Linked DNA regions of Mus musculus: all the other regions are linked to region 3. The links are chromatin loops, found by intact Hi-C in ENCODE. Cell type or tissue: heart. All regions are shown on one strand.

Region 1 (4,000 bases), 230 kb before region 3:
AGTAAATGCTAAGGCATTCTAAAATGTCCCAGATGAGATAAATTAGTATATATTACTGATGAGTTTATGTGTCTCATACTGGTTCGTGTTAAATTTTGAAAGCCTATGACTTCTAAGAGCATTCACTCCAGAAGGTCTTGTACTGAGTGGACTAAGTTTACAATAAAGATAAGGATTTTTTTCCCCCTTACCAGTGAAACAGCTTAAGTGTAATTTGGGGTAGTGGAGAAAGCACACTTGCTCAAGAAGGTGCTTATACGCTAACTCAGTACATCGCCTGCCCCAAAGGTTCTTTAACCACCTAGCCTACATCTCTGCACACTGTCGGGCAGAGTCTGCTACTGACCGAGTCATTGCCAGTTCTGGTAAACAGTACCAGGACCCAGGGCTTGTCATCCTCTACAACCACATGTCCCCTGATTCGGAGCAAGTGCGTTCAATCGAGGAAGATCACTTACGACTGAGTTTTTCATCATGGCTTTGACTGTGAAGCCCTCAGAAACCAGGGAACGAGGCTGGTGCACCTGGAACGTCTGTTGTGGCAGCAGTTTAGTCCTCTTCGGCATCTTGTCTGGGCATTTGTTTAAGGTCAGGGTCTCTTTTTCTACCACATTCTTCCTAGAAAACGTCTTGTTCTTATCAGAGGTGTGGAAGAAAAACCAGTGGCTTTTACAGAAGTGAGCAGGGGGTCGGGAAAACACTCTAAAAGGCTCTAGTGGTAGAAATTCAACCCCTCGTGCTGCCCAGGGAGATCCAGATGTTTGGCAGCACCAAGGTGGAGGGAGTTTAGGGGAGGAGAGGGGCGGGAAGAGGGCTGGGATCCGAGGCTAGAGTCTCTAAGAGCTTCCAAAGGTGTAAGCCTCCCGGTTGCTAAGCGATTAGTCAACATTAGGAGACGCTAGTCCCGCCCCTCCGTGACGAGCGTTTCCGGAAAAGGTTACCAGCGAAGACAGTTGCAGCTGCCGGAGGCGAATCTTACGGGTTAAAACTACGCCTCCCAGCAGGCTTCGCGCTAGGGGCGGGTGGTTGCGCGTGCGCACTGCGCCCGCCTGGCTCGCGAGGGGAAGGGGGAGGAGGCCTGGATGACTAAACCTGACAGAAACGCTGGTGGGAGGCTCGGGCGGGCGCCAGTGCCCGCGTAGGTCCTTCTCGACCCGCAGCCACCACCCGCCCGGTGACCATGATAGGTACGTGGGTGCCTGCCAGGTACAATCTCTCCGCGCCGCCCCGCGTCCGTGTGTGGCACCACGTCACACCCCACGGGTCCGAGTGGGATCCTCGGGGGCCGACCCGAGCCACCTGTCAGTGTCACGGCGGAGGCGTGCGTGCCGCGCTCCGTCCGCTCTGTGGGCTTCCTCGGCCCGCCCCCCCCCCCCCCCCCGCCCATAGCCTGGTCCGGTGTGTGCTAGAGCATTAGGTATGAGTTTCCAACCTGCCTTAGCCAAGGTTAGCTCGCTGAAGACTGTATCCCCACGGACACCCGCGTGCTCCACTGCGACCCCCGACGGCGGGGCTCGCCCTGCCGCTCCACGGGGTGACCAGCCCAGGTCTGTTTCGGTCAAGCTGTCCTTCACTTCAGGGCGAGTTCACACACCCTAGGACTTAAAGAAAATCTCAGGAAAGCATCTGCCTCGTGGAGATCGCACCTCAGTTCTGTCTTTTTAAATGTGTCCTCGGAGATCTGAGACGAAAGACTAGCCGAGTAGATAACTGCAAAGATGGCTTTTTCCCCCACTACAGTTTGTGACTGGGTGCAGTTTGACCAGTGCAGCTTTGGAAGTGGCCACTAGGGTTGTTCTAAGCAGTGTGAAGTAGGCAGATTGGAAAGGACCTCCCTGACAGAGATGTTATATGTGAAGCCACGTTTTGGGTTCTCCTCCGGGATAAGTAGAAATAAATGCATAATTTAGCGCACATTCCCGTTTGGAGGTTTCGTTACTGTAGACTCGCCGCCCCCATCCAAGTGATGTTCTGAAGATGTAGTGAACTTGTTTGTGATATATGCCTGACAGGTATCGCACTAAGCACATCTGAAGTCGGTCTATTTGAGATGTGTCTAGAAGATGGATGAGAGGTGCATTTATGAAGTAAATGCGTTACACGGTGAAAGTAGCCGAGTCTGTTTTAACTCATAAAAGTAATGTTACAAGTGTGCAGCCCTCCTCTCTTCCTCTTGAGAGTCATGCTAGGCAGCTAAGATGCTCCTGGAAGCAGAGGTGCACGCTCATGGTGTCTAGCTGCTTCTTCCCTCCATAGGGCAGTGTGTATTTTGGATGAATGAATTGGAAACTTGTTAAATTAAGAAAAAAAGTATACATTTTTATGAATGGCACTAAGCTTTTAAGTGACATTTACTTAAGAGTCGTTTGTAAACCCAAATCTGAACTGATTAGTGCGAACCAAGTGGGACAGATTAGGAAAAAAAATACAGATTTTACAAGAGAGAAATACCTCATATTTTGAAAACAATTACACACGTTTAGTTTCTTTCAACTTAAACTAGTTCATGGATGATTTTGATAAGCAAATGTCCCCTAAGGCTATATAAATATAGGAAATTAAGACCTAAAACTTAAAACTATTTTTAAAGTCTCATAAATTATTATATTAATAACTTTAGGATGGAACACAATTTAGCCAGCTTTATTTAGATTTACCTGGAGCCCTCTTAATAAGAACTGTGCCATTTGAATGTTACAATTAAATTAATTAGTAATAAAAACCAGGGAAATAGAAGACAGATTTAAAACTCTTCTTTCTTTGGCTACTCTTTTTACAGGGTGAATAAGTGTGCGTTTTAACACAAATGATTGTATCCTTGTCCCCTGCCCCATGAAAAGGAACTTCCATTCAAAAACAAAAACCCTACACAAACAATGTTACATTGTTTTGTTTAACTAGTTGTATTGCCTAATATTATTGGTGGCCGCATTTTCATGAAGTTCTGAATTGCCAGGTTGGAGGCTTGGGTGTGGTGACAGCACCTAAAGCAGGTGAGAGGGAACCCAATCCGGAGGAAGCTTTGGGAGGAATAGTTCTGCATTTTTATGACTAATCCTTGAACAGGAAACAAGGGCCGACAGGAACTGCACAGAGATCTGCTACAGAGCAAAGGACACACAAATAGCTCCAGGGACTGAGCAGTGTCTTCCTCTGCATAGCACTACTGAGAGCTGAGGCCTTCTGTACTTGAGCTCTCTCCCCCTGCAGTACTCTCCTAGTGAAGGAAATACTGCACTCTGTCAGTGAAGTCCTTGCTCTGAGAAGAATCCTCTGGATTGGCTTCCTGGCCAAATAAGAGGAAAGGAGACTAATACTTTATTGCCCATAAAATAATTTTCCTTTTGTTGTTTCAAAGTAGAGGGTTTCCTTCTTGTCATGGAGATGGCTTCAAAAGTACTTACATCTCCCATTTGGATTATGATTGACATGCTAAATGCCTTGACCTAGAGAGAGTTAAACCATAATTTTATTGAAGTTAATGAAAAGTCTGCCTTTGTGAGGCATGGAGAAGGGATTCATAATAAGAAAATTTAACTGAGAAAAACATAATTTTGAGCACCTATTTTAAAACTTTTTTTAAATTTAAAAAAAATGAGCACTTCTTTGTGTTTAAAATTGATTTTTAGTAGTGACAATTGAGAATTGTTCTAAATGTACTATACATTTAGGCATTTGATAATATCAGCTATTAAAGCACACGAGTACCCATACAATTGAAAAAGAAAGTTCTTAAATTAAAACCCCATGTTACAGAAGATATTTAAAATAGAACTGTAGCTCAGTGAAGTATTCTAAGGTGCAGAAGACCTTGGGCTCCATTCAAAAGTATTGTTTTTTTTTAATTGATTAAAATATTATTTCCTATATCTTGTTTAAAATCACTTCGAGAATTTAACTGTTTGCATATTTAAAAAATCACATTAATTCCTGCCTATTCTTCAATTTTATCAGATTTATTGGTTAGGAAAGTACCCTGCCTTTTAAATACATTTTCAGT
Region 2 (4,000 bases), 1.9 Mb before region 3:
TTAACCATTATGGTATTAATACAGGTGCTATCATTTCTACTGCTGAGAACGGAGCCCAGAAAAATATGAATATAGACCAATATTAAAATATAGATAAACTTATTATCCTTATATCTAAATATTATCTACACATACACATTCACACATGCACACTACTCCATAAGAAATGGCAGCCATTTAAAGGTAATATGTGAGATGCTTTATGAAAAAATATAGACACAGCCCATGCATCAACATTCCTCATACATGTATATGTACATAATCAAGGAGTTTACGTGAAAAATGCAAAATACAGAAAATACTGCTCTGGGTGGGTTTCATCTAGAATCCTTTTGCGTTCACACATTTCTCTAATTTCACATCGTATGATTCTGATAACAAAACAAAGGATAGACTCATTTCAGAAGCACCATTTTAGAAAAAGGTCATCTGCTCTGATAATTCTGTTCAGAAATGAACGGGGTCGGGGGTTTGGGGGTGTGGCCCACATGACACATTTCTAGGGCTCTTTTGTGCTTGATTTTGTCCCTCTGAGACAGCACAGTGGGCAGAGGAGCCCAAAGGGAACAGGCACAGCACACTCAGAGTTCCCCTCCCCCACTTTGCTCTCTGAAACTCTGCAGCCAACCTTATTGAATTCCTCGTAGCGATCCTGCCCAGTGCCCCGCTGTGGCCCAGCTGCTTTCCGGCACCCTCTCTGATAACAGAGAGAGGGCGCCCCACACCTGCTTCTGAGACTGGCTCCTTAGGGATGTTACTGTTGCCTCCTGGATCCTGTGCATGCTTGAGAAGGATCCCCGGAACGAGACATTATTATTTTCTCTTTTCTTCGCGGAAAAGAGGCTAAAAATAGGCACAGAAGCACCTTACAGCCTCCAGGCTAGTGGCTGGAAAGTCACCGTTCAGAGGTTAACGCGCCAGCATTAAGACAAAGTAAAGTAGCGAGCGCTCGCGATGTCACGGACTTGCAGAGTAAATAGGGGAGACAGGCTGCTCTGACGTGCTGAATTTATGAACTTTACTGTTCTGCTCCACCCAGAGCGCTCCCCTGCACTCATGGGATGCTGTTGCTGCATTTGCAAGCCACTGTCTCTTTCACCTCTGAGGCGCTGCATTTGCAAGCCACTGTCTTTCACCTCTGAGGCCTGGGAACCACAGCTCCCCTGGGGTCGCTCCTTGCATGGCTTCCGGAGCCTCCAGGGATCTTCAGGTCTCTCCAGGAACAATGCTGTGAGCCCGAAACTGCATTGTCTCAGCCGGATGTTTTGAGGAGGATCCAGGGCACGTTTGCCAGCTTCTAAACAGCATAGCACAACAGCCCCGCTTCTGTGAGTCTCTGCTTTGTGAATCTGCTTTCTGGACTTGTCCTTGCTCAGCACCCAAATTAGCTTAACAAGCTACGGAAATCTCAGCTCGACCTGGAGGCAGCAGTGGCAAGACAGAAACAGAGCTCCGAATCAATTGGCCAGAGGCGTGGGGGGTGGGGGAAGACAAAAGAAACATTGTGTCAAATTTATTTTCTGTACTCTTGGGATTGCAAGGAGAGCCTGAAAATGCTCACAGCGAGAGTGACTAGGGCCGGCTTGGATTTTTAGCTAAAATAAACCATATTCATGTCAAACTGCAAAGGGCACATTGGTTTACCGCGCGAGGGCAAAGAAGACAAACGGCGAAGTAGCGGCATCAAATAATGATCTGAAATTTACCACGGGTTCGCTCGGTACATCCTTCCCTAACTCGTGTATATTTCATTTAAATGTATCCATCAGTTTAAATAGGGCACTAGGTCCGTCCCGCCCTCCACCTGTGCTCTCAATGTTTCTCTGCGTGTCTGCCAGTTTGTGGGATGCCTGCAGCTAAGATGAATCAGAATACAAAGAGAGGGCTGACAGGTTCGTGTATGCCCAAGGTGAGCTGTGACCTAAAATGAGACTAGTTCTAAGGAAAGATGGATCACATGTGTCATGCATGCTGGACCAGCAGATGGCAGCAGAGCTCTGGGCTCCCACCACAGTGAAACTCCGTTCCCTCATCAGAGTGGTCCTATGTGCCCTCTGTGTCACTGACCCCAGAACAACATCTTTGATTTATAATCATACATGACTAGCATCTATCCCTTTTACTACAAATCTATGACATTAATTCAGAGGTCACCATTCTCTGAATGGGACATCCTGCTTACATAAAAAAGAAAAATAAAGTTTAAAGGCGTGGGGGAAATCACAGAACAAAATAGGGGGTATGTGTGTTTCCCCCGTCTTTGAGCTTCTTAGTCTATATTACCCCACAACCAAAACACAATATGTTGGTTGAAAGTGTTTTTTTTGCAACTAGTTCCTAGCATGAGGAAGCATAAGCCTTTAATTTCATCATCTGGGAAACAGAGACAGGAAGATGTCTGTGAGCTCAAGGCCAGCCTGGTTTGCATAATGAGTTCTGGGTCAGCCAGGTACAAAATGAGACCCTGTCTAACAACAAACAAACAAACAAACAACTCTTGCTTGGTTGACCATTCACAATCTCCCCATATTTAATAAAAATTTACCCCCAGAACTATTTTGAAATACCCTCTAACATAATATGATTAGAGATAGTGCCCAGAGCCAAATTTCACTTTGTCCTTAAAACCGCAGTCAGAGATTCTCCAGGTCTTCCCAGCTGTATTTTAATGGTTTAATGATTTTTCAAAGTAGAGGAGTTTGGGAAATTATAGGATTTAACAAATTGATGGCAGTTGGCCTTGTACAGGTTTAATTAAATTAGGGTTTAATTGACGAGATGGAAAGGGGTGGTGGGATTTTTCTCATCAGCATTCCGGGAGCATCAATGAAGATCTGCCTTGCCAGAAAGAGTGTCATAACCTCCCGAGACACTAGATGGTGCTGCAGAGTCACTATGGAATTTCTATTACCGGTTTTTAAGACTCTTTGATCCTACGTTATTATTTTTTTTCCTGCTTTCTGAAGAGCTTGCATCAGAAAACACACCAAAAAAGAGCAGATATTTTTAAAAACGCAGTATTGTCAATGGAATCGTGGAAATTGACGCCCGAGAAAGACGAGATAGGCATGCTTCTGCGTGTTTAAATTTAGATTCCATATTTAGATTAATCTTCAACCAAGTATAACAGTCTAAAGAGTCCTGGAAATACTTAATGGCCTTTTGCTGTGGCATTAATGAATTGCATGAAATTGAAATAAGATTTGCTTGGACGCTACCATCCGGTGGAAGAAGGCGCAGTTTGTCCTAAATAGATGTTGAACGCATTTCACCAGTGTGGTCTGCTGTGGAATATGCTGGGTGTGTGTGCCTCGTCATCCCCCTTTAATGGACAAACAGATCCTAGTGCAAAGCAAGGGGTTTAAAGCCAGATGCACAGCTCTGCGCCAATGCACACATGGACCAGGTTTCCTCTGTCATTCACTCCCTTGACTTGACATATAGACTATTTTAAAAGTGTGCCTATGCCTGGCTGTAACCGAGTAGTTGAGACAGCCCTCCCTACGCCTGTATTAAGCAATGAAGTGGGAGGCAATAGATGAGGAATGTGATTGAGACTGGCTGACTTTTTATAGGAAATTTCCTGTGTCTATTTACAGAGACATTATCAGTGAGAAAGAGGTTCTTCCCAATAAATTACAAGCTGTGGGCCCTGAGGAAAGGGGCTTCCTGTTTTAACACTATTCAGTGCACCCTGAGTGACAGCCATCTAGACTGACTTAGGCAAGGCACAGTGAGCATGGGTGGTATCTAACAAGGGCTGCTTAAACTCTTCTTCCAGCCTCCTGATTTCATTGCTCTCAGCTCACCTCCCCATCAGCCTCCAAGTCTCCCTTTCCATTCAGGGAGCATCACGGGCTTGCTTTCTTTCCAAGGTTCATATACATTTGCACACAATATACATAGCACCACTGTCTGCAGCTCCCGCTGGGGAAACATTGCATCACGCAGTCTGACTCTAACCCACACACAATTCCTCGTCAAAAGACGTGGTTTCCAG
Region 3 (4,000 bases):
TATTTCACTGTTTCAAAACCATTGTCCCCCATTCTCAGAACTGGGCTCCTTCCCTGGAATCACTTTTTCCCTTCTCTTTCCTCTTCTCTCCTCTCCTCTCCTCTCCTCTCCTCTCCTCTCCTCTCCTCTCCTCTCCTCTCCTCTCCTCTCCTCTCCTCCCCTCCCCTATCCTATCCTATCCTATCCTATCCTATCCTATCCTATCCTATCCAGTTTTCTCCTGTAGAGGGAATAGCACATCATGTTAGGAACTGGACTTTTCACTGCTGTTATCCATCCTTTCTATCACAAGCAAAGAACTATGTTCTTTCCTCTGAGGTCTTAGGCAGCTTTTCTAGAAATGGGATGAGCTATATATGAATTCCAATTTCATTACAAAGAAGGTACAAGAAAGTGACTGTAGTTCTCTGGGCGTCATGTGCAGCTCTACTGGATAGCAGCACACTGAGCTGCCTAGATTACTGAGGGCTCAGAAAAGACCTTACTTGCAGCATATGTAAGTGTCTGGCCATCAGTGGCACTATAATTATTATAAAGCATGAGGGAGAGAGAGAGAGAGAGAATATGAATGAGAATTGAGGCCCCTGTCCTAAAGTTGACTGGAAAGTTCCTATCTTGGTCTCAAACCATTATTTAACACTATATGTTATTTTGAAGAAATCTTTAAATTGAAAAGAAACAATATACTACAAAACTAAAAGTAGATTAATTGAGAAGATAAATGCAAGAATTTAGAAAATATTGTTTGTTTGTTTTATTTTTCTGTTTAAGACAGGGACTTGCTATGTGCAGTCTAGACCATTCTAGAACTTGCTATGTGGAGCACCCTGGCCTAGAATTCACAGAAATCCAGCTGCTGCTTTTGAGTGTTGAGAGTTAAGACATGCACCACCCCACCTGGCTCAGGAGACTAGCAAGTATCTAAGAGCCTCACCTGGAGTGGTGTTAAAAGAGTGGGTGGTTGTAAACAGCAGGCAGATGTGAGAAATGCTAGAGATGGTGTGACAAGGGGAATGAGAAGACAGTCTGGGAGATATCATGGACTCTAGCCAGATTCTAATGAAGAGAGTGATCACAACAGCAGAGGTGATGTCACTTCAAGATCTCGCTCGAAATCCACTGTCACCTGTGAGCTAAGAACACAGGGTGCAAAATCCTTACACAGAGTATGGAGGCCTTATCAAGAACCTACAACCATTTCACAGAGTCCAGAACTCTTCACAGAACCTAGATTCAAAACCTTGCCCAGAGTTCTTTCATAGGCCCCAAGCTCTCTTCAGCTGTCTACACAGTGGCTTCCATTTCCACCATTTCTTTCTGGGGCATCCACATGCTGCCTTTGAGTTTTATGCAAAGGACTCTGCGGAGGGAGTGAGCATTTGTTCAGTCTTTTGGAGCAGAATAGTCTATACACTCATGGGAATCTTGAGATTCCAATCAAGCAAGTTCTCCGCTTTACTCCCTCTGTTCCAGGAGGGCTGTGAAAGGCACAAAACTGCCGTAGTCTGCAGGTCACTGACCAGGGTCTGAGCAGGAAAACACCTAGGGAAAAACACCTAGGGGAAACTGTTTTTGGTTTTGTTTGTTTTTTTTTTTGTTGTTGTTGTTTTGTTTTGTTTTGTCTTTTTTCTAACTACTGCTCTATACTATAAATTTATGCTCTGTGATAAATGGAAGAAAATATATGCCATGCACTGGAGGGCAGGTGAGGGGCAAGCTGCTTCAGAGACATTTCACTGGCCATTAAGGGTTTGGAGTAATATTCTTTCTTCTCTCTCTGCCCCTGGTCTTGTCTAGTGTTTGTCAGGTTCAACTCCAGCTATGGCTTCCCAGTGGAGGTCGATTCTGACACCAGCATCTTGCAGCTCAAGGAAGTGGTTGCTAAGCGACAGGGGGTTCCAGCTGACCAGCTGCGTGTGATTTTTGCCGGGAAGGAGCTTCCGAATCACCTGACGGTTCAAGTGAGTCTCCCTGGGTGGGTGGTCCCTGGGATGTAGCCAGGGCCAAAGACCCTGCAGCTAATGCTGCCAATCTGACATTCACGCCTGAGATCTAATAGAATAAATAGTACCTGGGGATTCCTTGAACTTTACTCCGCACGGCTTCATTAATTCTGACCTTCTTAATTATGCATTAAAACAGTATGCAGGAAGGACTGGAGGAACAAGTGTGGGTGAGCCAAGACCGGGAGAGAGAAGCCAGGGGCGCGCGCGCTCAGTTTAGTGAATAAATGTTTACTGACTGAGGGAGCAGGAAGGCACAATTTCTGGGTCTGTTCAATTTTTACCTTCCTTATTCTATTTGAATCGTAATGAAGAAGGATTCAAATAAATCGTTCCCAAGAAGGCTGCTCAGGCCATGCCTAGTGAGGGATTTACAACCCAACTGTGACCCCTGGAGGACACTCATAGCTGCTGCCTGGACTACAGCAGACACTGGCCCAGGGCCCCCATTTGCAGAGGGCTCTGAGCCAAGGACAGGAAGCATCAAATTCACACAGCAAAAGTCCATCTTTGTATCTCGGGGGCGTAGACGGAGTTACCCCTGGCCGACGCCCCTGAAACAGAACTAACTAAACTGTGGGGATCTGCTTTCCTGCCTATTACTTCCTGGGTATCTGGCCCCTGCTGTGCTGTGGAAACCGCTTCTTTATGGCATCTTGTACATTTGGAGAGATGAGTTTTGTAGGCATCCAAGGAACTGGATAGCAATTGATGCACGGGCCCTTTGCCTAGAATGAGAGAACAGTGAGTGTTTTGGAGGGAAGTCCGGCAAATATGAACCACATTTACTCAAGTGATTAGAAGCAGGGAAAAGCGCGTCCCCTCCACTCTGTGTAGGGTGGTATTGCACCCTGGTTCACAGCAGGGTGGGGACCTGTGCTGTACTCGGAGCTTCTGACTGCCCAGGCCAGGCAGTGCGCTGACGTATTTGCTGCTTTGTGAAATGCTTTTGGAATGTGGGTATACAAAGAAACTATAGAAATGCAAATGATTCTGCTATCTCCCCCCCCCCCCCCGCCTGCCCCCTTTGGTGGCAGGAGGACTCACACCCATTGTGCACAAAGTGCTGTGCTTTGCTTTCAGGCAATTTGTTTCATAAGGGAAGTGCCTGTGCTAAGAAGTGTTTGGATTTTTTTTTTTTTTTAATTTCAGTCAACTAAAAAGCTTTTGCAGTTCCTGCCAACTTCTAAACCTAAGATTGTTTCCTTCACAAATAAATGGTTTTAAAACTGTTTCTTGAATCCAGATAGACTTTATTATGAGAGCCATTAGATTTTAAATCCCCTCACCTGTACAAAGGAGGGTACGTGTAGCAGTTGGCTGTTTTTTGTTCAGTAAGACTAACTGGCGTGAGGGACAGATAGATTTTATAACAGTTAATGTATTGGTTCAACTGTCTTACCTTGATTCGCACGTTTAGAATTCCCAGTGTTCAGAGCTTTTCAGTGGCTTGGTTAGAGGGAGTTCGTTCAGGGAGTCTGCTTCTTACCCGCTTAGGCCTCTGAACTAAAGCAACACTAGCTCAGACTGTCTGAGAGCACTACATATGCTAAAATCACTAACAAAGCCACGTGGTCCAGCCGAACGCATATAATATGCACAGGCTGTGTGTAATTATTACTGTATAACCCATTAAAGATGAGTATCGTGATGTTTCAAAAGTGAGGCTGTATATCTAATGGGAAGGCACCAGGAAAGAGCTCCCGAGTGGATCCAGATATGGATTCTTCAGATGAAAAGGAAACACACACCACGGGCTTGGGAGGCAAGCCAGGTGCTGTTCTTCCGGAAGCAGAAGCAATACTGAAGACAGGAAAAGATGGAGTTTCCTGGGGCATTTGACAAAATCTTGACAGACTTGGTCCTTCGATTTCATTCATAGACAGCAAAGGGGTGCCATAGAAAGCCATGGGAAGGGAGCTGAATGTCCAGGGGTGCTGAGAGTTTATGAAGAATGGATATGTAAGGAGATATTTAACAAACTGTTGGAACCTGGG
Region 4 (4,000 bases), 550 kb before region 3:
CACCATGCTGAAGTCTAATTGGTTTTCTTTCTTATCTTTTATTTACGGGATTATTACCATTCAAGACAGTGGCTTGCGTTTATCTTTATTGACTTCCATTGCATGTAATTGGGCCATCCATCCAGTTTGCCTATATCATTTTGGATGCTTCGAATTGTCAAGTGCCACAGATCTAAACGATGTAGAAGACTCCCACTTTAGAAACTCCAAGAGTTCTTATGATTATGTTGGAAACAATGGCAAAATTCATTTCTTTTGTATTTTAAAACATATTACCTAAAATTGCTTGCTGAATAGATTGGAAAACAACTCTAAAAGTAGCGTTTCAGTTAAAATACCCATCAGGACAATTTTCCAAGTGGATTTCCAGAATCACGTGGATGAATGAAACAAAACCAATAAAAGGGTCTTTTTCTCTACCTCTCCCCACCCCCCACCCCAACCAGCTCCTTATCAGCCCTGGGCATCTTTCAGCTGCAGACCCAGGCCTGGCAGCCACACCTGCCCTGGTGGTCACAGGCATAGGGATTCTTGATGACACTTTTGGCTTAAAAGCTAAACCTCAATCTGAAGAGTAAAAAGCCAGGCGGCCGTTCCTCACAGCGGGAGTTTCTAGCCAGCATCTAAGCAGACACACAAGTTATTCTAAGTAGAAATGTGTCCATAAATGTCACAAACTGTCTCCATTTCCCTTTATCATCCTCTAACAACCTCATCAAGACTGCATGATTATTTCACGAGGCTGAGGATACTGGCACTCACTGCCACAGCCCAGCAGGAGTCCTGCTTGACCTCTGCCTTACACGGACCTAAGCACAAATGGGCCACATTCAAGGGGAGGAATGCCAAGGGACACACTGGCGGAAGACAGTTGTGACTTCTGCCTGGAAATAACATTGTTGGGCTGTCAGTCTGCATGAAGCCATTGTTTTTCAAAGTCATGTTGTTGGTGCCAGTTGCCAATGGTGCTGGACACCTTCCTGCAGATGAAACTTTGGAGCAGGCTTCTTCGGCTTTCCTTGTTTCTATATGGGGTCCTGCAAGGAGGAGTAGGATGCTCACCCACCATCAAGTTAGGGATGGCGATGTCAAAGGTGAACCCTGATGTGGTCATGTCTGCAGGTGCAACTAGCTTTTTTTCTAATGTCTGGGCATGGGTCTACTTCAGGGAGTGGGCCAATGACACTAGCCCTCTGAGAATGCCCCTGAGGAGCTGGGATAAATTCCAATGGCCAAGTGGCCATTACCATTACCATCCCAAGCATCTATATATAAACCATATTACATCATACTAGAACCAACATTGAGCTCAGGCTGTCCTCTGCAGGGACCACATAGGTAACAGACCTAAGGAAGGGATTTTACTGCTTCTCTTAAACAAAGGCCCCGAAGCCACAGAGAAAGCACTTCGCTCCACAAATAGCCACACAAGGTCCCCAAATATGTTTCCTTTTTCTTGGTAATTAGCTAAAGATGAAATAATGCTTGAACACTTCATAATCTTAAATTCATAATATTTTACTTAATTAAAATAGGTAATTTAGAAAAATAATTGGTAATTGCTGAAACCTCTAATGCTGATGAGAACTGAGCTGGAAGTGTTCTTTCTTCACAAATTGGTACTTAAAATATAAAGTTCCACACACAGCTGGAAAGTGCCATCGTAATTTGGCATTTATGTTCAGTAACTATCATTAAACCAAATAAACTGAAATTAAAGAAGAAAGACGGTGGGCTTCAGGACACATTCAGGGCAGATGCCAAGGGCTTCAAAGTATAAATGTGGCTTTCTAAGCATTTATTAGGAGCATTGGAGAACAGGCCTAGGAATTTCTTACACATTGCTTTTATTTTATACTCTGCTGTGAAAATACAGCTTTGGTAATATCTGAGTTCAGGTGGAGAACAAGCTCAGTGGAAATTCTCCTTCACCACAGAACAGTGCGAGTGGGCAGGCTTGGAGTGTAGATGTGCGTTTTCAAATGAGCCTTTTCCTTCCGACATCCACAAACGCTGGTGCTGGCTTGAATAGAGGCAGAGGAATCACGGCTGGAAAAGAAAACCAGCCTTTTTGCACATTTTATTTTTTTCTTGAGGGAGGAAAAAAAACCCTCCTGTGACATTCCATACCACAGCAGAGACTCGTGGTAAATTCACAGGAAAACCTGAGAACAACACACCCTCTGGAGAGCTTATTTGTTTAGTGGGAGGCTGTCTTTTTCAGTCCTGGAACAAAAGTCTGTTGACTAGGATGGCAGAGGGAGGGAGGAGGGCAGGCCACTCTATGCGACGGAATTTGTTATCGCTTTTCTACCTGGCAACACATTAAAAAAACGTAAGATTTCAAGCAATAGTCTAAAGAGCAAGGAATTAAAACAAAAACAAAAACAAAACAAAAAGCAAAAAGCGGTACAACAAACATTTGTTCTGGAGGAAGATGGGGGGCGCCAGCTCCAGCAAACACGGCTCCCAGATAAAGGCGCTGTCTCTCTCCTTACAAATACAAGTCCAAAGTAGTTACCACACTGGTGCTGTCGTTAAAGGACAGTGAGCATTTTTCAGTTCTCATGACTTTTATTTCCTTGGGAAATAGAAATTTGAAAGAACAAAACAGTTTGATAAATTTCAATCTTAAGAAATTTACTTTCAAAAATCATTATTTTAAAGAGAAGATCTGAAATAGGTTTTTTAAACTTCTGGGGCAGAATGAATACTAAACTGATACTGATATAATAAAAATCATGGGTAATAAATATTTTCTTTGGTCATGATTTTCATTAAATTCATTATGAGAAATATAAATGTAGCCAATATGTTTACTGCCTGCTCCATGCCAGTCACTAAACTAGAGAGGGGTGAGGTGGGGAACCCCTGGCACAATTATCAAGGTCACCTACACAGAGGAGAAAGGACAGTGTGATGTTAGGAGTACAGATTGGAACTGTATCCTGAGTGCTAGTAGAAACACACAGAGAGAGTGAGTTCCGATTTTTAAAATCCTTTTTGTGGGGTGAGAGGAGGCTGACTGGAGCCTGAAGCAACTCCTCGAGAAGGTGGTATTGAGTTGACCTTGAGGTCCAGCTGGTGGGAAACAGACAGGAAGTGGGGCGAGACAGAGAAATGGAGAGGCAGTGAAGGACAGGAGTGCTCTGAGGAGCGCTGGCCACCCAGAGGGACACGTCTGTGAGGGGAGGCTGTAGCTAGTTGGAGACTTGACCCAAGTGGCCTGGTAAGGATGGGTTTGTGCCTGCAATGCTCCAGCGTCCTCCCAGTGCCACCCACTGACATGGACCTCAGGATTTACTGGGTAGCTATTGTTGTTAACCTTTTTAAGAGATGGTAAAACTGAGGTGCTGTGGTGGGCAGGTTGGACTGTGTGTAAAGTGCTCCATAAGGCTCAGAACAGCAGTTGTGAGGGTTCTCAGAGGTCCCTGGTCCAGAACGGCTCAGTTAAATAAAGTAGCAGTTTGCTCCTGTTTGAGTAGAAATAATGACATAGTGCCTCATGTTTGTGCAAGGGAACAACATTCTGCCCAGCATGAACTATGATGGATAACAAAGTATTACCACCTATCAACTTTCCAAATTCAATCAGGAGCTCGTGGATGCATGGGTGTATCAAAACCGCATCAGGAAAACCAGGTTGTGTGGTTCCCTGAATACAGCGGACCAGAGGATGCTGCAAGCCTCCTTTGCATCACCAACAAGGTCTGGAGGTACCTACTGCCCATTGTGGGACCACTGCTGTTAGACCATCTGCCATCTGCATCACGAGATTGACAGGTGATGGACTCCTGCCTCTGTCCCTGAGCTAACTCAGTGTGTCACCACAGCTTCATGCAGCCCACTGAACAGCCATCCTTCTGGGATCCAGCTCTGTGTCTGGAGCCAGTGCTACACTTTTAAGCAGCTTGGCGTTTTGAATCAGCCCTGCACCTCGACAGCCCGCAGCTGGGTCTCTCTGTTCACACATAACTACCTGCAGGGACTCTCTTAGCAT
Region 5 (4,000 bases), 1.3 Mb before region 3:
GGGAACTAGTTGCTGGGGACTGGGGCCAGGAGCAGACAGTGGGCGTGAAGGTGAACAAGTTCTGAGAACTGATGATCGATCGGTGACATGTCTGTAGTCAGCAGCACAGCACTGTGTGCTTTCAGACATGAAGATGACAGACTGCACATTGAGCATCCACCCGTGATAACAGCAGAGCACGAGGATGTTTGAGGCCATGGAAGTGCTGGGTCTTTTGATTCTGGTGGGGTAGGCAACCTCAGAGCATAAAAATTAAAGCCCAATTTCCTCGAAGTGTATAGATTAAATAAAAGCAGCACAACCTGTATAGTTGTTCCTCTGTGAAGCAGATGGATAAAGAAATAAAATGTTCGTTTGAGATAGGTGTAAAAGAACCATTAACATCAGAATCCTTTTCAGAAGAAAGGCTCACTTCTGGGTTGCTTGTGAAAAACTTACATCAAAAAAAGAATAAAGAGTGTGATAGTTTAAGTAAAAATGGTGCCCATAAATCCATAGGGAGTGGCTATTAGGAGGTGTGTCCTTGTTGGAAGAAGTGTGTCACTAGGGGGCAGGCTTTGAGGTCTAAAATGCTCAAGCCAGGTCTAGTGTCACTTCTACTTCCTGCTGCCTGCCCATCCGGGTATAGAACTCACAGCTCTTTTTCCAACACCATGTCTGCCTGGATGCTGCCATGTTTCCTGCCGTGATGATAATGGACTAAACCCCTGAACTGTAAGCCAGACCCAATTAAATGTTGTCCTTTATAAGAATTGCCTTGGTCATGGTGTCTCTTCACAGCAATAGAAACCCTAAGACAGGGAGAGAGCAGTAAATGGCTCAGTGGCTAAGACACCTGCTGAACAAGGATGATAGATAACCTGAATTCAGGTCCCCCATGTCCATTTTAAAGGCATATATATGATCCTGCAACTCCAGAGGTATGGGAACAGAAACTAGAGGATTGCTGGGGCTTGCGGGCTACCATCCTAGCTCCAGGTTGAGCAAAGGTCTCTGTGTCAGAAGAGTAAGGTGTTGAGTGATGGAACACTACCACCAACATCCTCCTGTGGCCTCTGTATGTGTGATAATACATACACATACCCATACACCATGCATTCATATGTGATACACACATACAAAGGAATAGTGTGATGGTTTGAATATGTTTGCCCCCGGTAGTGGAGCTATTAAGAGGTGTGGCCTTGTTGGAGTGGGTGTGGCCTTGTTGGAGGAAGTGTGTCTGTCACTGTGGGGGTGGGCAATGACACCACGTGGAAGCCAATCTTCTCCTGACTACCTTCCAATCAAGATGCCAGAACTCGCAGCTCCTTCTCCACCACCATGTCTGCCTGGACACTGCCATGCTTTTTGCCTTCCTGATAATGGGCTGAACTTCTAAACCTGTAAGCCAGCCACAACGCTGTCCTTGATCATAGTGTCTCTTCACATAACAATGAAGCCCTAAGACAGACAAGTACTGATGGTATTGGTTAGCATAGTAAACCCACCCATTTCTCCAGCTCCTCTACTCTCCAAAACTATGAACTAATATTGTTCTTCCAGAAGTAAGAACAAGTTTAAAACAAAACAAAAATAATAAAGAATGCCCTAGTTGGATGGTCCTATACCCATGCCCATACAGACAGCACTTGGTGGACTCAGTAAGTATACAAACAAGAAGCATTAAATAGGGAGAGAAAGTGAGGGGAGAGGAAGAGATGAAGGGGAGGAACTGGGGGAAAAGTTACCAAAGCATAGTATATGCATGTAGGAAACTCTCAAAAATTAAAAACTGGAGGAAAAAAAAAAAAAAAAAGACAAATAGAAATTCCAGGCAAAAGTGCTTTCTCCCACAAGAGGGCGCTCCTGGACCCAAGAGCTGAGGGATTGAGTCTGTAGTTCCTGGGATGCTCTGAAACCTAATAAATTACAGACAGCAGACACCCTTTGTGGTTTCCTTGCACTCTGTAGTGACCATGGAATCCAAAGATCAAGGCTCTTATCAAATGTAAGCATTCAGGCTTCTTACTGGCAGCTTTTAAGTACAGCGGAAGCTAGGGTGGTCTACCCATGCTTCTATAGCGAACCTTCAGCTTTCCTGCTGCATGTTCTGTCGGGGACGGACCGTTTTCCCTGTTACTCAAGTCAAGCTGAACTTCCATTTCTTGTCCCAGCCAATCAAGAGTAGCAGTCGCCAGAAATTAAAAATAGCATGTTGCTGTAGGACAAGGTGGTAAATGACACAGAACTTTGGGAAAGTCTGGCTGGGTCTAGCCAGCCTCACCCTCTGCCACTCCCGGGCAGGGAGGAAGCGAGAGGCTCCTAGGAGTATGGCCAGGAAAGGCTGTGGCCAAGCAAGGGCCCAGAAAGGATTTTTCCTTTGAGTCAGGGATGACAGCTGTCCTCGTGAGGGGAGGAGTGGAAAACTGGATCCACTGAGCGGTATCTGCTAAGTCCAAAGAGGCCTGCAGAAGCACGAGGACTGCCAGCTACAGTAGTTCGTGGGACATCAAAGCCGCGATTAGCACAGCTTCCTGGCTGTCGCACTCTGCGTATTTATGGCGCATTGCACATTTAAATGCTATTCTCATAAGGCGTTTCAGCTGTCAAAGCTCCATATTTGAGCGATAAAAGTGACTTAAAGTACCAGGGGTCCTTGGTGCCCAACCTCAGCAGTGTGTCAAAGCCAATCAATGACAACCAAAACCCACCAAATTTGTTTCACCATTTGAAAAGCAACGGCCCCTAAGGCCACCTGTGAGCAGCCTGGTAGACACACAGTACACATGGGGGTCCAGAGAGGGGGATACAGGGGGCAAGCCTGACTGGTCTCTGCACATGTGAGTTTATGCCAGTACCAGGGAGGGGTCTCTGAAGAAGAGGAAAAAGTACTATTCTTGTTCTTCATTTTAAGGTAGGGGTATATGATGTGATGGCAAATTAAGAGACGATGTTAACACCCCCTCTTCTGACACCCAGACAGCATGGATGCCTTCCAACCTGACTTCTGTTTTTGTTGATTCTCCTTCAAAATGGCACACCATGCATGTGTCCTGGGAGAAAATATGGCAGGTTTGGCCAGGAAAACCAATGGCCAGGACAGGCAAAGAAAAGGAACCTGTGATCAGTGTGGTCCCTGAGCTGAAGGACCCTAGGGACAGCATCTGTCCCCTGAGAGCACAGGCTTCCCACAGTTCTTTTCGTGTGTGTGTGTGTGTGTGTGTGTGTGTGTGTGTGTGTTTCCTACCCAATAGCTCACAGCCAGTTTCCTTACTTTTGGTTCATACCATCTATCTCCCTAGATACCCCTTCCGTGGGTTCAGCTCCCCCACATCATTAAAGGCCTGCTTTCCTTACAGGAGTCTCTGAGGGTAGTACCATCCTTCTCTGTAGACACCTGTCTTCCAGGAGCTGGGCTTGAGCCTGAAGCTCATCTCTCACATGGCCACTTGCAGCTTGCCAAGATAGCTGGGGTCAAGATTTAGTCAGCCTTCTACAAATAAAGCATACCCTGACCCAACCATGGAAGCACCCATGAGCTAAGCCTCTGGTTTCCAACAGTTGCATCAGCCATTATCGCACACGCACAAACGCATGCACACACTCAGAGAGAGAGAGAGAGAGAGAGAGAGAGAGAGAGAGCTGGCACTCAGTGGGCAAAGGATTCACTGGCCCTCATTGAGCAAGGGATCTGCATGGCAGCAACACCTTTTCCTAACTTTCCAAACCCAAGTTAACTTCCCTTTGTCAAAATTGTGAAGCATTAATGTGCCCAAATGAAAGGTCAGAGGTATAGACTTGTGTCCTGGCCTCATTTCCAGTAAGAATGGTCTACATGGAGTAAGGGAGGCTTACAGCTTTACCTAGGCCAGTCCCGAAGATGAAGGCACAGATGGGTGGGTATTGGCTGTGGACCATTCATTCAATGGTCCAGTAAAAACAGTGGAGCCAGGCTCTGAACCAAGAGGTCCCATGCTTACCCACCCCAAACTGCCCCTTCCCATACCCTCACCCTATT

Evidence for each region. Hi-C counts contacts between places; a loop is a spot of excess contacts. Peaks named below come from ENCODE experiments on the same cell type or tissue, not always from the same donor. Only the 100,000 strongest peaks of a DNase experiment are listed, where the experiment ranks them.
Region 1: a loop joins it to region 3, with 2.0 times the contacts of the local background. A loop is called at or near these places in 2 of 42 quality-filtered maps.
Region 2: a loop joins it to region 3, with 5 times the contacts of the local background. A loop is called at or near these places in 5 of 42 quality-filtered maps.
Region 4: a loop joins it to region 3, with 2.5 times the contacts of the local background. A loop is called at or near these places in 4 of 42 quality-filtered maps.
Region 5: a loop joins it to region 3, with 2.7 times the contacts of the local background. A loop is called at or near these places in 4 of 42 quality-filtered maps.

Annotation. Positions count from the first base shown.
Region 1 is chr17:10,839,303-10,843,302 of GRCm38, forward strand. It overlaps Pacrg (PARK2 co-regulated), which reads right to left and starts at 889. Exons shown (of 5, transcript NM_027032.2): 1 at 459-889. The coding sequence starts at 566. It overlaps Prkn (parkin RBR E3 ubiquitin protein ligase), which reads left to right and starts at 1,057. Exons shown (of 12, transcript NM_016694.4): 1 at 1,057-1,187. The coding sequence starts at 1,181. In heart, a CTCF peak has its summit at 1,790; DNase peaks (open chromatin) are centred at 979 and 1,759; H3K4me3 peaks cover 1,855 bases; H3K27ac peaks cover 1,366 bases.
Region 2 is chr17:9,166,659-9,170,658 of GRCm38, forward strand. It overlaps 6530411M01Rik (RIKEN cDNA 6530411M01 gene), which reads right to left and starts at 1,364. Exons shown (of 3, transcript NR_027881.1): 1 at 629-1,364. It overlaps Gm52287 (a long non-coding RNA gene), which reads left to right. Exons shown (of 2, transcript XR_003952250.1): 2 at 1-3,217. In heart, CTCF peaks have their summits at 713, 1,974 (motif pointing right) and 2,860 (motif pointing right); no DNase peak of the experiment used is centred here; H3K4me3 peaks cover 1,631 bases; H3K27ac peaks cover 1,119 bases.
Region 3 is chr17:11,065,332-11,069,331 of GRCm38, forward strand. It overlaps Prkn (parkin RBR E3 ubiquitin protein ligase), which reads left to right. Exons shown (of 12, transcript NM_016694.4): 2 at 1,798-1,961. Among named protein-coding and RNA genes, the nearest start is that of Gm41526, 67 kb to the right of the region's middle. In heart, CTCF peaks have their summits at 2,399 (motif pointing left) and 3,041; a DNase peak (open chromatin) is centred at 2,500; H3K4me3 peaks cover 1,092 bases; H3K27me3 peaks cover 305 bases.
Region 4 is chr17:10,517,716-10,521,715 of GRCm38, forward strand. All of the region lies in intron 4 of Pacrg (PARK2 co-regulated), which reads right to left. All of the region lies in intron 2 of Gm16168 (a long non-coding RNA gene), which reads left to right. Gm52294 (a long non-coding RNA gene) reads right to left here. Exons shown (of 2, transcript XR_003952283.1): 2 at 1-4,000. Among named protein-coding and RNA genes, the nearest start is that of Gm16168, 27 kb to the left of the region's middle. In heart, a CTCF peak has its summit at 2,426; no DNase peak of the experiment used is centred here; H3K27ac peaks cover 570 bases.
Region 5 is chr17:9,754,524-9,758,523 of GRCm38, forward strand. All of the region lies in intron 3 of 4930452A19Rik (RIKEN cDNA 4930452A19 gene), which reads right to left. Among named protein-coding and RNA genes, the nearest start is that of 4930452A19Rik, 19 kb to the right of the region's middle. In heart, CTCF peaks have their summits at 537 (motif pointing right) and 1,841 (motif pointing right); a DNase peak (open chromatin) is centred at 2,358; H3K27ac peaks cover 764 bases.